Linked DNA regions of Homo sapiens: regions 1 and 2 are each linked to region 3. The links are chromatin loops, found by intact Hi-C in ENCODE. Cell type or tissue: dorsolateral prefrontal cortex. All regions are shown on one strand. Region 1 has its middle 27 kb from the start of SUN5. Region 2 holds the start of BPIFB2 (BPI fold containing family B member 2). Region 3 overlaps EFCAB8 (EF-hand calcium binding domain 8).

Region 1 (5,000 bases), 75 kb after region 3:
CACAGGCCTGGGGTGTATAGAGAAGTCAAACATGGCTTCCCGTGTAAACTGTTAGTGTAATGCGCAACCTTGTTTTTACTAACCCTATTTTTAGACTCTCCCTTTTCCTTTAATCACCCAGCCTTGTTTCCACCTGAATTGGCTCTCCCTTAGCTAAGAGAGCCAGACAGACTCCATCTTGGCTCTTTCACTGGCAGCGCCTTCCTCAAGGACTTAACTTGTGCAGGCTGACTCCCAGCACATTCAAGAATGCAATTAACTGATAAAATACTGTGGCAAGCAATATCCGCAGTTCCCAGGAATTCATCTGATTGATAACGCCCAAAAAGCCCTGCGTCTATCACCTTGTAATAATCTTAAAGCCTCTGCACCTGGAACTGTTTACTTTCCTGTAACCATTTATCCTTTTAACTTTTTTGCCTACTTTATTTCTGTAAAATTGTTTTAACTAGACCCCCCTCCCCTTTCTAAACCAAAGTATAAAAGAAAATCTAGCCCCTTCTTCGGGGCCGAGAGAATTTTGAGCATTAGCCGTCTCTTGGCCGCCGGCTAAATAAACGGACTCTTAATTCGTCTCAAAGTGTGGCATTTTCTCTAACTCTCTCAGGTACAATTCAGTATTGACGCCGAGACAGGGTTTGACTATCAGGGCCTGGCATGTTCAGTTTTCAGAGCTGCTGAATCTTTATCCCAGTGGTAGAATCACAGGAAGAAAAGGCCCATGGAGGCTTGCACTTATGCCCATTTCTACCATAGAGACGCTGGGTACCCTTAGGCAAGACCTTGCTCCTCTCTGGGCCTCTGTTTGCCACGTGGGCCTTGAATTAGATTAGCGTTTCTTAACATGAGGACTCATTTTCTCAACATGAGATGTCAGGATGGGGAGGACCCTAGAACGGGTAGTGTCTCAGGGTTGAGCTGATGCTCCACAGAACGTGGGCTCCAGACTTGAACTGACTGACTTGGGTTCAAATCCCAGCTTCTCTACTCACTCCTGGTGTGACCCTGAGGAAGCGTCTAAACCTCTTAGAGCCTCAGTTTCCACATTCATAAAATGGGATGAATGATTGGCAGCTTAATTCCCTGGTGGGGAGAAGACATGGGCTGGTGGCGGGGCCTCTGGGCTCTCACAGGGCTGAGGACAGCCACAGGTACCCCACAGTGCTTATCAAACTTGCCAGCAGTGACCTTGGGGCTAAAGCTGACTTGGGCACCCCCATGGTGCTGTTGGAGGAGGGCCCGTGGATGGTGGAGATGTGCACCCTTGTGGAGCTGCTGCTGTGTGGACCCAATGGTTCGCTGCCTCCTGCTGCTCGGACTCAAAGAGGTGAGTGCTGCATGAGGCACCCTCACCCTCCAGCTCCTCCCCTCACTGTCCCTGTGCCATAGGCCCTGCCGGACTCCTCCCCACTGAGGGGTGAGTGACTGAGAGCAGCACAGACAGGGACAGAGCTTCAGGCCAAAGGCACGTGATGGGAATGGAATGATCTCAGCAGCAGGCCCACAGGAGCTGCACTTCCAGGCAGAGATCACAGTTGTGGGGTGGAGGTGGAGGCCTGGGAGGGCCCTGAGGGGTGGGGCGACTCCTGGATGTCATCTGCACGGACCTTGGGGGACCGAACAAAGGATGACAAACGTGGGAATAAAGATAAAGACAAAAGAGTGTATTTGGAAGAAGGGGTCAGGGGGCTCCTTGCTTCTAGTGAACAAGGGCTCTTAGCTTTACAGCCCTTCGCATTTGATTGGGTAAAGGAGATAGGGAGAAGTGGGGGTGGTTGTCGATCAGGGGCTTAATTTACAGCAGGCTTGCAAGACTGCATTCTTCAAACAATAGGTTCTAGATGTCCCAGTAGATAACCTCAATGAGCACGGTGCCAGGGCCCTCAGCAAACCTTCTGGCAGTAGGCGCAGTCGTGAGTTTGCCCACATCCTGCATTCATGATAAACAGTTTGCTGTTTGATCATATAGCCAGTGGAATGCTGAGTTGGTCACGATTCCTTTGGCCTTTTCAGCTCCAAACACCTGGGAGCTCCTCTTTGCCTCACCCCCAATCCCCCTTGCAGGATCTCATCCTCAGAGCCATGTTTGTGGTTGATGGATGCAAACTCACTGTCTCTGTGGACATGAAGAGATGAGCAGAATGGCTGCAGGCACAACCCAGACTTCCTGGGGAGCAGAGGTTAGGCAGCTGGCAGGCTCCACAGTCACAGTTGCTCAGGAAGTCCTTTCTTATTGCTGTTGTTCCCAGGAGGCTGCCTCTCTTTCTGTCCCTCTTTCCCTGTGGATCCAGGGACTGGCTCCAAACCTAGCAGGGCCAGAGCTCACTCCCTCCTTGCTCCCATGGCGTCTGGTCACATTGATGGAAACGGAGGCTCAGAGAAGTTGAGACTTGCCCTCAGCCACACAGCAAGCGACCAGGGCTGAGTGCTGGATTCCTGTCCCAGGCTGTTCCAAGGCAGTCCCTCTTGGGGAGAGCCTCAGAGATGCCCTTTCTCTCTGCTGTGCCTCCCTCACCGGGTCCTCACCTTCCATGAGGAACGTTCCTGTAAGTGAGGCCAGGGCTTGGGGATTCGGGCACATTCTCTCTGAAGGATGAAGGGTTGCTGGTGGAGGGAGATCTGCTCTGATGCTTCCTCCCTCACCAGCCCAGGTGTCAGACCTCAGCCTATGAGCTCCCAAGCTCCAGTGTGACCTCCTGGTGCCCAGCACTGATGGTCAGCTCTGACCTGGACTTCCTGGTGGGGTTGTGGTCGATAGCACTGCCCTGCCTGCCTGAGCCCCACGGCCGACCTCTGAGCTAGCTCCACCGGCTTCAGGACCCCACACAGTGCCCAGCAGGCCACTCAGGCATCCACACCTGAATGGAAGGCGAGGCGTTGGTCTAGTCCTTCCTGCATGAACCAAGGCCCTGCGAGGGATAGGGACTGGTGAGTGGTCACATAGCTGGGAGGTGGTCGAGCTGAGGTGTCACTTACCCAGCTTCCCCCTGGCAGTGCCGGAGTGCTCATGTCCTGCAGCCCAGCAGCCTGCATGTGGCAGGGCTCTTGTGATCACCAGATCCTGTAGCGACCTCTGGTCTCGGGAAAGGGGGAATGAGCTAGCTTTGCCTGGTGTGGACACCGAAGGCAGAACCTGGACTCGGTGCCTCAGATACTGGCTGAGGGCCCCCAGCTCATGAGGGCGAGGGAGAGGTATTTGGAGGGTGATGAGAAGGGTGGTCAGTGTGGGTCTGATCTCAGTCTCTCTGAAGGCAGCTAGCTGGGAGTCCACTGGAGACATAGCCCAAAAGAGTGCAGCAGAAGGCTCTGATTCTTTTACGTAGATTAGCCTGATTTTGGCCTTCTACCCCATAATATAATTTAATATGGAAACACTCCTTAACAGCTGGGAGCAGTGGCTCACGCCTGTAATCCCAGCACTTTGGGAGGCTGAGGCAGGCAGATCACTTGAGGTCAGGAATTCCAGACCAGCCTGGCTAACATGGTGAAACCCTGTCTCCACTAAAAAATACAAAAATTAGCCAGGCGTGTTGGTGCATGCTTGTAATCCCAGCTACTTGGGAGGCTGAGGTGGGAGGATTGCTGGAACCCAGGAGGCAGAGGTTGCAGTGAGAAGAGATCACACCACTGCATCCAGCCTGGGCGACAGATTGAGGCTCCATCTAAAAAAAAGAAAGAAAGGAAACACTGCTTAAGTACTTACAGGTAAATTTCTTTACCTTGCTCTGCATGAGATTGCCACCCTGTGTCACTTCCCAACTTGCTGGCTTGGCCAGGGCATTCCTAGAATGTTTTGGGGGCCAGTGGGTATCATGGCTTGCCTGGACATGGTGGTGGGGATAGGTTCTAAGTCTTGATGACTTTATACTTTTTTTTTTTTCGAGATGGAGTCTCGCTCTGATACTCGGGCAGGAGTACCATGGCGTGATCTCAGCTCACTGCAACCTCTGCTTCTCGGGTTCAAGCGATTCTTCTGCCATAGCCTTTCGAGTAGCTGGGATTACAGGTGTGCACCAGCATGCCCAGCTAATTTTTTGTGTTTTTAGCAGAGACAGGGTTTTGCCATGTTGGCCAGGCTGGTCTCAAACTCTTGGCCTCAAGTGATCTGCCGGCCTCTGTCTCCCAAAGTGCTGGGATTACAGATACAAACCACTGTGCTGGCCGACTTTACACTTTCTAACTCTGGCCAAGATTAATAGGGTTGGTGTTTATTTATTTCTTTCTTTATTTCCCCCTCTCTCTCTGCCCAATGTCCTGGGTATCAGCTGGTGGGCACCATTGTGAGGCCGATAGAGTAGGAGGTGGTGTGCCCATTGTGTAGATGGGGAAACTGAGGCCCAGAGAGGGCCTTGGCTGGACTCCAGGGCTCCCACTTCTCAGCCCTTGCTTTTCTCCCTGTCCATTTATGGACGAGCCACCATGAGATTGTCACCCTGAGATTGTCTTGTCCAGGGAATGCTGCTGGTGTGCTTGTGACCCTGACCCTAGCCTCTGTGAGGACCCTCAAGGAGTGTCCCCTGGGGACTTGGGTGAGGGCAGGCTGTGTCAGCCCCCTGCCCATCCACAGCGGGCCTTATGCTGCAAATAAACGTCACTGTTTGCTCCAATTCCTAGAACCTGAACCTGTGCCGTCTCCTGTGCCGTCAAGAGCCCTCCTGTTCACTCACCCGACTTCTATTTATGGGGCAGCTCTTGCATGACAGGCTCTGTGCTAGGCTCTGGGGACCCCACTTATCACACAGCCGGCAAGAGCCTTTCACACTGGCATCCTGGGGGCCTTAGGCCACTTCTGGCAGGGAGAAGGTGAGGACAGGCATCTCCTGGTGCAGATGAGGAAAGTGAGGCTCAAAGACTGACTCCCTTGGGCACTCAGTGAAGGGGCACAGGCCAGGGGAAGGGCCTAGGCTCTGTCTCATCACTGGGCCCTTGCCACTGTCTGTCCAGGGGTCTCGTGCAGGGGTCTCTGAGTCTCATCACTGGGCCCTTGCCACTGTCTGTCC
Region 2 (5,000 bases), 110 kb after region 3:
CTGCCTCGGGCAGAGGAGGGCTACCCTGGGGCTGAGAGTTCACCTGTCTCAGGAACCACCTGAGGTAGGCATGGGGCTGGGCTGGTACACCACTTCCAAGGAGGCTTGGCTTCTCTATCTGTTCAGTGGGGATGCTACCTCCAGCCACCCTCTGCAGAAGGGTCCTTCCACCCCTGGCCTTGCTGTAGGACCTGGGCAAGTGCCGCCATCCTGGGTCTCAGCAGACCCACCTGAGCCGCAGTCCCTCACTCCTGCCTGGCTCCCTCTCCCTGAGTCAGACACAGATCTGCCTATTTGGCCAGACTGAGTCAGGAGAGGATGGGGGCCATGTGAGAGGCCTACTCTTAGGCCATTTACCACCTGGCCAGGAGGGGATGAGGACAGGAGCCACCCTGGGTCCTCCCCTGGCTGAATTTGGTGGACAGCTGGACACCAAGCTGGCTGTCACACGGGGCTGGACTCCGGCATCAGGTGATACAGTCCTGGGCATCTTCTTGGGACAGGAAACTACCCTCAGTCTCCCCGTTTGGGAGTCTCACCATCCTTCTATGCCATGGCTTGGGTCCTGCACCTGGTCCCAGTCCACTGTGTGGCCCTAGGCAAGACCATTTCTTCTCTGGGCATTGCGGGTCATTTCCAGAAGGGACTCCCCCATGATTCCTGATGAAGCAAGCAAGGCAAGGTGATGGTTCCCAATGCAGAGATGCAAAAACTGATGTCTGTGGGCCTGGGGCAGGGCTGGGATCACCAGTCAGGGCTTGTTCCCTCCAGGCTGGAGTGGGGTTCGGGTGGCTCAGGGGTGGGCTGTTTTGGCTGAGCTCCCTGATGCTCATTTCTACCCCAGCCCACAGATCCTGTGGGCAGCGGCCAGGGCAGCCATGGCTTGGGCAAGTAGGCTGGGCCTGCTGCTGGCACTGCTGCTGCCCGTGGTCGGTGCCTCCACGCCAGGCACCGTGGTCCGACTCAACAAGGCAGCATTGAGCTACGGTAAGCGGTGTGTTACCCAGTGAGTGTCTGTGAGCCTGTACATGCGTGTGCAATCCTAAGTGTGTGTGCGTAGCTGTGAACTCAAAAGGCCCATGAGGACCCAGATTTTAATTGGAAGTTGTGTCCCTGGCACCCAGACAGTGCCTGACACATGGCGCTGCTCAACAAATGCTTATTACATAAATGCGTGAGGGGGGAGTACGTCATGTGGCCAGTGTGCAAGTGTGCACATGTGACTTGCTCACATGCTTTGGTGATGTGGGCATAGGTCGGTTTGAGGGGCTATTTTTACCTGTGTGTGTCTACTTATGAGTTTGAAATTTCATAGAGCTGTGCCCACGTGTGTACTTAAGTGTCGGGGAGGGTGCAAGCCCATGATGCTGCCTGGATGTGTGTGCACAGGTACGGCTGTTCACCCTGGGTGTACACGTTTGCGTATGTGGTGTGTGCACGCACGTGTGTTCTTGGGAGAGGTCTGTCTAGCACCGTGATGCAAGGAGTGTTCTAAAGTTATATCCCTTCTGAGCTCAGCGTGAGAGAACCATCCGCTCTCTGGGTCCCACTTGTGCGAGGGCTCTGTCTTACGGCTGTGCTGCTAGATCCTTCCAAGTCTTGCCCCAATCCCCTAAGGAGGGCACAATGAAGAAACTTAGCCCCAGGGAGGGACAGACATTGCCAAGGTCCAGGACGCCAGCACAAACATGTTTATTCACCTCGAGTTGCCTCCCGGTGAGAATTTGGTTTCCCACCAAAGCCAGGAGATCAGAAGCGGTTTCCCCCAAGGCCAAACTCAGATTACAGTGTGAGAAAGTCAGGTCAGACAGTAGATGGGACCTTCAGTGGCCCAGGACATGAAGCAGTGGCTCAGGGAAGTAGCAGGTTTCCCCCACCCCTGGGTAAACACAGCCTTCCGGGACCTCATATCCGGGCTGATGGGCAGGCAATGAAAGGGGTCAGTGATCCGTGCCAGAGCATGACATGGAGCCATTCATGGATGCCTGCAGGTAGGGCCATGAGGCCCGCGCCCTCCGCCGCCTTCCTGCCCTCTGCCCATCCTGTGCAAGCCTCCTTTGTCCCCAGGGAGCCCTCCCCAGCTTGCCTGCCTGTGTTTGTTTTTGGCAGAAATCTGGCTGGAGGCCCACGCTGGACGCATTGCTCCCCAGGCTGGGCTGAGTGGCTACTTCCAGTGTCCTCCCCACCCCATCCTGCAAGCCCCAGAGTTCAAACCCTGCGTCAAGGGAGCACTGTAGATGGAGTCTGAGGTCTGGGTGTGAGTTCCAGCTCAGCTGCAGATGGTTAGGTGGGAGAGGGGTGCTGGGAAACATGGAAACCACCGCCTTTATGCTTCTTGTTGGGGGAGACTAAGAACCAGAGAGGTGCAGGGACTCCTCAAGTTCCCACAGTGAGTCTGAGCAGTGGGCAGGCCTCTTGACTCCTCATTTGAAGCTCCCTTCCAGCACCATCACCTCTTATTCTAATTCAACTCCTGCTTAATTAGCACCTCTCTGGGGCTCAGCAGCACAGGTGAGTGAGGATGCCCAGAGGCTCGGGAGCCAGGTCCCTCGGTCCAAAGCCAGCTTTCCCTGGCCAGGTGCCCTCACCTCTCTGTAAACTGGGCACGATAACAGGAAAAGTAAAGCACTCAGAACAGGGCCTGGCACTACAGGATCACAACATAAACGATTGCCGCTATTATTACAAAAATAAATAGCAATGGTAGAAGCTAGCATTTGCTGTGCACTGAGTGTTTACAATGATCCTATGTGACAGATACCATTAGAATCATTGCAGATGTATAGATGGGGAAACTGAGGCACAGAGTAGCCACACAGGCAGTGAGTAGCAGTGAGCACTGCGGTTTGAAACCAGGATCTGAGAGACTCTTGAGTCCTCAGCCCCCAGGTGAGGCTGTCCCCTCCCCTCCCAAGGGACGTCCCCTCTGCTCCCATGGGCGCCTCCACAGCAGGCCAGGGATGACTGGGAGATGCCCCTTCTGCTTGGGAACTTAGGGAAGGCTCCCAGAGGAGATGGGATCTGGTTGGAACCTTGCAAGAGGGCAAAGGATTTTGTTGCTTTTGAAGGACGGGGTAAATCAGCAGGATTTTGAGAGGCAGAGTGGGAGAAGGAGGTCATGCCCAGGTGGAGAGAGCCTGATGCGAGTGGTGCACCCAAGGTGGGCTCATGGGGAGTCAGCTGCCCTCCCCATATGCTTGGAGTAAGCCTACCCCTTCCAGTCTGAGTACCCTCTGCCCAAGGTGCAGGGTAGATGGCAGGCAGTGTGTTCTTGCTACTTGGTGGTTCCCGAGGGCACCCTGACCTCACTCTACCCTGGCCCCACAGTGTCTGAAATTGGGAAAGCCCCTCTCCAGCGGGCCCTGCAGGTCACTGTCCCTCATTTCCTGGACTGGAGTGGAGAGGCGCTTCAGCCCACCAGGTGAGTGCTCCCCTCCTCCAGAGAAGGTGCTCCTGCCACCAAGTGGAGTGTTCCTGCTTGCCAGGTGGGTGCTTCAGTCCACCGGGCATGTGCTCCTGCCTGCTGGGCAGATGCTCCTATCCACGGGGCAAAGTGTTCCAGTCCACCAGATGAGCACTCTCCACTGAAGGTGAGTGCTCCCTCCCACAAGGTGAGTGGTCACAAGATGATTTAAGAGAGGGACCCAAGATGGAGAAGCCGGGCCTGGTGCCTCTGAATTAGTGAATTTCTGCCCTCAAGGGCTAAGAGTGGCTCCTGGGTCCCCAGGGCTGGCAGGACCCTCTGTTTCTAGAAACTGGATACTGAATTTAGACACGAATCTGAGCCTCCTTTACCTCCACCCTACTCTGCTTAATGCAGAAACTAAAGGCATAGGGATGTGGAGCATCCCAAACTTAGACACCCCTGGGCTGGTCAACAGTCACCTTCCACATAGGAACTAGGGCTCACTACTGTCAGATCTTTGGGTTTCCAAGAGAAGATATACATCTAGAATCCATCAAATTTGGAATGATAGCAACTAATGAAAAAACATTTAAAGCCCAGGCGCAGTGGTCCACGCCTGTAATCCCAGCACTTTGGGAGGCCGAGGTGGGTGGATCACCTGAGATCAGGAGTTCAAGACCAGCCTGGCTAACATGGTGAAACCCCATCTCAACTAAAAATACAAAAATTAGCTGGGAGTGGTGGCGTGTGCCTGTAATCCCAGCTACTCAGGAGGCTGAGGTGGGAGAATCTCTTGAACCTGGGAGGCAGAGGTTGCAGTGAGCCAAGATTGTGCCATTGTACTCCAGCCTGGACGACAAGAATGAAACTCTGTCTCAAAACAAAAAAACAAAAACAAAAACAAACAAACAAACAAAAAATATTTAAGACTTTAAGACCCTGGAACAATGGGTGGATGGTGAAAAAAACATCTGGCTTGGGGGCCACCAGTTTGAGATCCCTTAGGAAGAGCTGAAATGCAGTTCATGGCATGGTTAATAAAGGTGGAGAACTGGACATAAATACCCAGCGACCAAAGATGCCTAAATCACTTGTGGTCTGGCCACACAATGGACACCATGGGGCTGTTTGAAAACAGTGCCCGGGGCTCTTGTTTGTAGACACAGGATTGAACCCAGGATTGTTGAGTGCACAGACGCAGCTTCTGTACGGGGACCTGAACTGTACAGTGCAGAAATGACTTTCATTTAGGAAATAAAATAAATCACAGGTTAGCTGGAGAGTGCTTGGAGCTTTGAAGTGGGGGAGCTTCTGTTGCTGTAGGCTACGAGCTGCAGACATTGACTAGGATACCAGAGAGAGGATTTCTGCCTTCTGTGGTTCCTGAAGTTTTTCTTTTCCAACCTTCCCAACTTTCCAGGCAGGGGTCGGAAACTGTCAAAAACCTGAGCAATCATCTCACCCAAGTCCTGCCCGAAGCGGGGGCCCCTCTGCATGTTCTCCCTACCAGCTGGTGTCCAACCTTGGTTTGCATGCCCCGTGGTGATGGAGAACTCACCATCTTCCCCTTACCTCATGGTTCCAATTGTCAGAA
Region 3 (5,000 bases):
TTTTCTTTTTGTGACAGAGTTTCACTCTTGTTGCCCAGGCTGGAGTGTAATGGTGCGATCTCGGCTCGCCACAACCTCTGCCTCCCGGGTTCAAGTGATTCTCCTGCCTCAGCCTCCCGAGTACCTGGGATTACAGGCACGCACCACCATGCTCGGCTAATTTTGTATTTTTAGTAGAGACGGGGTTTCTCTGTGTTGGTCAGGCTGGTCTCGAACTCCTGATCTCAGGTTATCAGCCCGCCTCGGCCTCCCAAAGTGCTGGGATTGCAGGCACGAGCCACCGCGCCTGGCCCACTTCTGTTCTTTTACTGTGTGGCTTCTACTGTGCCGTTTACTGTGGATAAACTGGTAGGTATGTTCTCTCGCGGAGTCTTCCTGCTGGGTGGCTCTTGCCCCTGCAGTTTTCCTCCGGCCCCTAGTCTTTACCTTGAGCCTTTGGGGCTCTGACATTTTGCTTCTGCACAGGCTGAAGATTGAGCCCCAGGAGAGTCTTTTTGGGGGAACAGCAGGAGATTTAAGGCCTGTATTGGGGAGAGACTGGGTGAGGCCAGGGTGGGGTTGGGGCAGAAACAGAGGGCCATTTAGACCCATGTCTGTCCCTTTCTGTCCTGGTTGTTTTTCAGGGGAAATTTCAATCCTGAGATGATAAGGCTAATTTCGTCCAACTCCTCATTTTACAGATGGGAAACCCGAAGCTTAGGGAGGGGAAGTGACTGTCTTAGAGCAGACACTTGAGCTGGAGTTTTATCTTGGGCCTCATTATATGTCCAGTGCCTTTTTTTGTTTTGTTTTGTTTTTGAGACGGAATCTTGTTGTGTCACCAGGCTGGAGTGCAGTGGCGCAATCTCGGCTCACTGTAACCTCCGCCTTCCAGGTTCAAGTGACTCTCCTGCCTCAGCCTCCCTAGTAGCTGGGACTACAGGCACGTGCCCCCGTGCTCAGCTAATTTTTGTATTTTTATTTTTCATTTTTTAATTTTTATTATTTTTATTTTTTGTTTTTTTGTGACGGAGTCTCACTGTGTTGCCAAGCTGGAGTGCAGTGGCACAATCTCGGCTCACTGCAACCTCCGCCTCTCGGGTTCAAGCAGTTCCCCTGCCTCAGCCTCCCAGGTAGTTGGGACTACAGGTGTGCGCCACCATGCCCGGTTAATTTTTTTTCATATTTTAGTAGAGACGGGGTTTCACCATGTTGTCCAGGATGGTCTCGATCTCCCAACCTTGTGATCCACCCACCTTGGCCTCCCAAAGTACTGGGATTACAGGCGTGAGCCACCATGCCCGGCTTAATTTTTGTATTTTTAGTAGAGATGGGGTTTCACCATGTTGGCCAGGATGGTCTCGATCTCTTGACCTCGTGATCCGCCCACCTCGGCCTCCCAAAGTGCTGGGATTACAGGCATGAGCCACCGCGCCCGGCCGTCCAGTGCCTTTTTAACCAAACAGTGCACTGTGTACATTTCTAGACAAGTCCTGGAGCTCCCTGCAGGCCGGAAAAAGGGGCCTCCGGGAATGTCTGACGTGAAGGGGAAGTTTCAGTCTTGGGTTCAGTGCTTTGAATGGGGCCGTGTGGCAGAAGTTTGCTTGGAGCTGTTTGCTGAGGCTATCTGTCTGCATTGGTGGTGGTATCACTTAGTGTATATTGGGGTGTCCAATCTTTTGGCTTCCCTGGGCCACATAGGAAGAAGAAGAATTGTCTTGAGTCACACATAAAATACACTGACACTAACAATAGCTGATGAGCTAAATAAAAATCACAAAAAAGTCTCATAATGTTATAAGAAAGTTTATGAATTTGTGTTGGGCCACATTCAGAGCTGTCCTGGGTTGTATGAGGCCCATGGGCTGTGAGTTGGACAAGCTTGGTGTATAAGATATGTGTTTCATTCAGATCTTGTTTTATTGAGTCCTGATGGCAGGAGGATATCAGGGGGTCACCTCACCAGGGCCAGGAGGGCCTCTGTGGGCCGGGCCTGCTGCCTTCCTGACCTCATTGCCTCCACCTGCCCACTCAGCTCCACTGGCCTTCAGGCTCAGGCGTGCTCCTGCGCCAGGGCCTTTGCACAGCTCCGCTGTCTGTGGTATGCTCTTGTTATTGATTGACTGATTGATTGATTGATTGATTGAGACAGAGTCTTGCTGCAGTGCCCAGGCTGGAGTGCGGTGGTGTAATCTTAGCTCACTGCAACCTCCACCTCCCGGGTTCAAGCGATTCTCCTGCCTCAGCCTCCCAAGTAGCTGGGATTACAGGCACGCGCCATCATGCCCGGCTAATATTTGCATTTTTAGTAGAGACGGGGTTTCACCATGTTGGCCAGGATGGTCTTCATCTCTTGACCTCATGATTCGCCCGCCTCGGCCTCCCAAAGTGCTGGGATTACAGGCGTGAGCCACCGCTCCTGGCCTTGTTTTTTAAATTAATTAATTTTAAATTAATATTTTCATTATAAAATGTTTCAAACACACACAAAAATAGATAAAATGGTATAATTCTTCCATATCACCTAGTAGCTAGTCCACGTTAATATTTCTCTAAGTACCTCAGAGTATCTTCTTACAATATTTGGAACTAGATATAAGCACGGTTCTGGGATGGTTTTGAGCAGAGAACTGGTGTGGTCTGGCTTATATGTTGCAGGTGGAGTGTCCATGGGCAGGGGTGGTGGTGAACACACCAGTGAGGAGGCCATTGCAATAGTTGAGGCTGCATAGGATGGTGGCCTGGAGCTGGGCTGTGTTGTGGGATGGAGGGACTGGAGATGTATTTTTGGGGTAGGGTAGAGAATATATTTACACACACAAACACAGAGACACATGTTCCCTTCCTTCAGCCTGGGTGACAGAGCAAGACCCTGTCTTCAAAAAAAACAAAAGACTCCATTCAGGTCAGACACGGTGGCTCACTTCTGTAATCCTAGCACTTAGGGAGGCCAAGGCAGGAGGATCCCTTGAGGCCAGGAGTTCAAGACCGGCCTGGGCAATACAGCAAGATCCCATCTACACAAAATATTTAAAAATTAGCTGGGAGTGTTGGCACACCCCATGCATTCTTGTCTGCATGCAGTGCAATGTACAGGCCGGCAGGTGGCACAATTGACCACTTGCTGGTCTCCCGTTTTGGCGATGCCATCTTAGGGCATATCCTCTGCGGGTGGGGCCTGGCATTGGCACCCCAACCTCTGCCTCTGGAGTCAGCCTCAGCCTCCAAGGCAGTGTGGGCCTGAGGGTCTGGCTTCCTTGCAGCCAGCCTCACCTGAGTTCTCAGATGGTTCGAGCCAGGAGCAAATCTGACGGAGCGGGTGTGGTAGCAGGAGCCGGTGCTGAGTGTGTGGACTGACCCCCGGCGTCTCCCCGACTGTCCCCTCTTCCTTCACTTCTGCCACCACCACCTAGTTGAAGCCACCGTCATCTCCCACCTGAACTGCTTGCCCTGGCCCTCTTAGCAGCCTCACCGTGTCCCCTCAGGCCACATTTCCTGACCCACGGCCATCAACAAATCTGATCCAGCCAGGGCCCTGTATGGAGCCTTCAACGGCTCCTGGCCAGGGCTGTGGATTGGGCCCTGCCCATCTCGCCCATGTCCTCTCATGCCCTCTCCTCCTGGCCCACCTGGTGCCCACCACACCGGCCTTGCATAGGCTGCTCCCTCCGGCTGAAGCCTCACCCCTCCCCTGGGCTCCCCGGGGCTGACTCCTTCTCACCCTTCAGGTCTCCGCTGCCCTGGACCCTCCTCAGAGAGGCCGGCAGAAGTGAGCCTCCTTCTGTTGTCCTCCGTCAAAGCCATGTGCTTATGTCCCTTGCAGGACTCGCCATGATTTGTAAATGTCCATCTCCCTTCTGTGTGTCCACTTCCTCCTGTTGTTTCCCTCTAGAAGGAAAACCCCCTATGGCAGAAGCCTCGTGTCTGTGCCCCTGGTAATCCTGGCAGGAGTAGGAGCCAGGAAATCTTTGTTGATCAATACGTGAAATCGGCCTGAAATAATTTCTACTAACATTTTGGTGACCATTCTTCCAGAACATTTTTCGGCAGCACATATACGTGTGGAGGGAGGAATATCTGGTTTGGCAATAAATGAAATATGTGTACTGCCATCTGTTCTCTTTGAAGCTTTGATTTTTAGAGGAATCCTTGTGTCTCTGGACAGATGATTTAAAGGGGAGCAAGGCTGGAGATGAAGGAACTGGCTGGGAGGCTGATACGGCAAAGTCAGGGGCCTGGGCTAGCAGTGGCCATGGGAGTGGAGGGAAGTAGGCAAGGAGGACTTGGGGCCAGGCTGGATAATGGGAGCCACAGTGTTGTCCAGGTTGATGCCCAGGCACCTGGCTTAGGCCCCCCGGGAGTGGTGGAGGAGCCGGGTCAGGGGTGACTTCAGTGGAGGGCATACTGTGTCAGGGGGTCGGGTGCCCTACTACAGATGCCTTTGAATGGATTTTTTGGGTTTTTTTTTTCTGAGGCAGGGTGTCGTTCTGTTGCCCAGGCTGGAGCTCACTGTAACCTCAAACTCCCAGGCTCAAGTGATCCTCCTGCCTCACTTTCCTAAGTAGCTGGGACTGCAGGTGCACCACCATGCCCAGCTAATTTTTAATTTTTTTGTACAGATGGGATCTTGCTGTGTTGCCCAGGCTGGTCTTGAACTCCTGGCCTCAAGGGATCCTCCTGCCTCGACCTGCCAAAGTGCTGGGATTACAGGCGTGAGCCACTGTGTCTGGCCTGAATAGAGTCTTTTTGTTTTTTTCGTGGACAGGTTCTTGCTCTGTCCCCCAGGCTGGAGTGCAGTGGCATGATCACAGCTCACTGCAGCCTCAACCTCCTGGGTTCTAGCAATCCTCCCACCTCAGCCTTGCAAGTATTTGGGACTGCAGGTGCACCATCACGCCCAGCTAATTTTTGTTTTTTTTGTACAGATGGGATCTTGCTGTGTTGCCCAGGCTGGTCTTGAACTCCTGGCCTCAAGGGATCCTCCTGCCTGTGCCTGCCAAAGTGCTGGGATTGCAGGTGTG

Evidence for each region. A loop is a pair of places that touch in the nucleus more often than their neighbours do. Peaks named below come from ENCODE experiments on the same cell type or tissue, not always from the same donor. Only the 100,000 strongest peaks of a DNase experiment are listed, where the experiment ranks them.
Region 1: it touches region 3 in a loop (5-fold over the local background); 6 of 110 quality-filtered maps call a loop at or near these places.
Region 2: it touches region 3 in a loop (2.3-fold over the local background); 19 of 110 quality-filtered maps call a loop at or near these places.

What each region holds. Positions count from the first base shown.
Region 1 is chr20:32,975,055-32,980,054 of GRCh38, forward strand. No RefSeq gene overlaps it. Among named protein-coding and RNA genes, the nearest start is that of SUN5, 27 kb to the right of the region's middle. RefSeq lists enhancers at 1,058-5,000, 2,925-3,551, 4,496-4,996, 4,997-5,000. In dorsolateral prefrontal cortex, no CTCF peak of the experiment used is centred here; no DNase peak of the experiment used is centred here; H3K27ac peaks cover 2,106 bases.
Region 2 is chr20:33,007,697-33,012,696 of GRCh38, forward strand. BPIFB2 (BPI fold containing family B member 2) reads left to right here and starts at 8. Exons shown (of 16, transcript NM_025227.3): 1 at 8-64; 2 at 845-987; 3 at 3,328-3,421. The coding sequence starts at 879. RefSeq lists enhancers at 1-388, 389-1,383. In dorsolateral prefrontal cortex, no CTCF peak of the experiment used is centred here; a DNase peak (open chromatin) is centred at 2,045.
Region 3 is chr20:32,899,582-32,904,581 of GRCh38, forward strand. All of the region lies in intron 11 of EFCAB8 (EF-hand calcium binding domain 8), which reads left to right. Among named protein-coding and RNA genes, the nearest start is that of EFCAB8, 43 kb to the left of the region's middle. In dorsolateral prefrontal cortex, CTCF peaks have their summits at 3,078 (motif pointing right) and 3,281; a DNase peak (open chromatin) is centred at 3,100.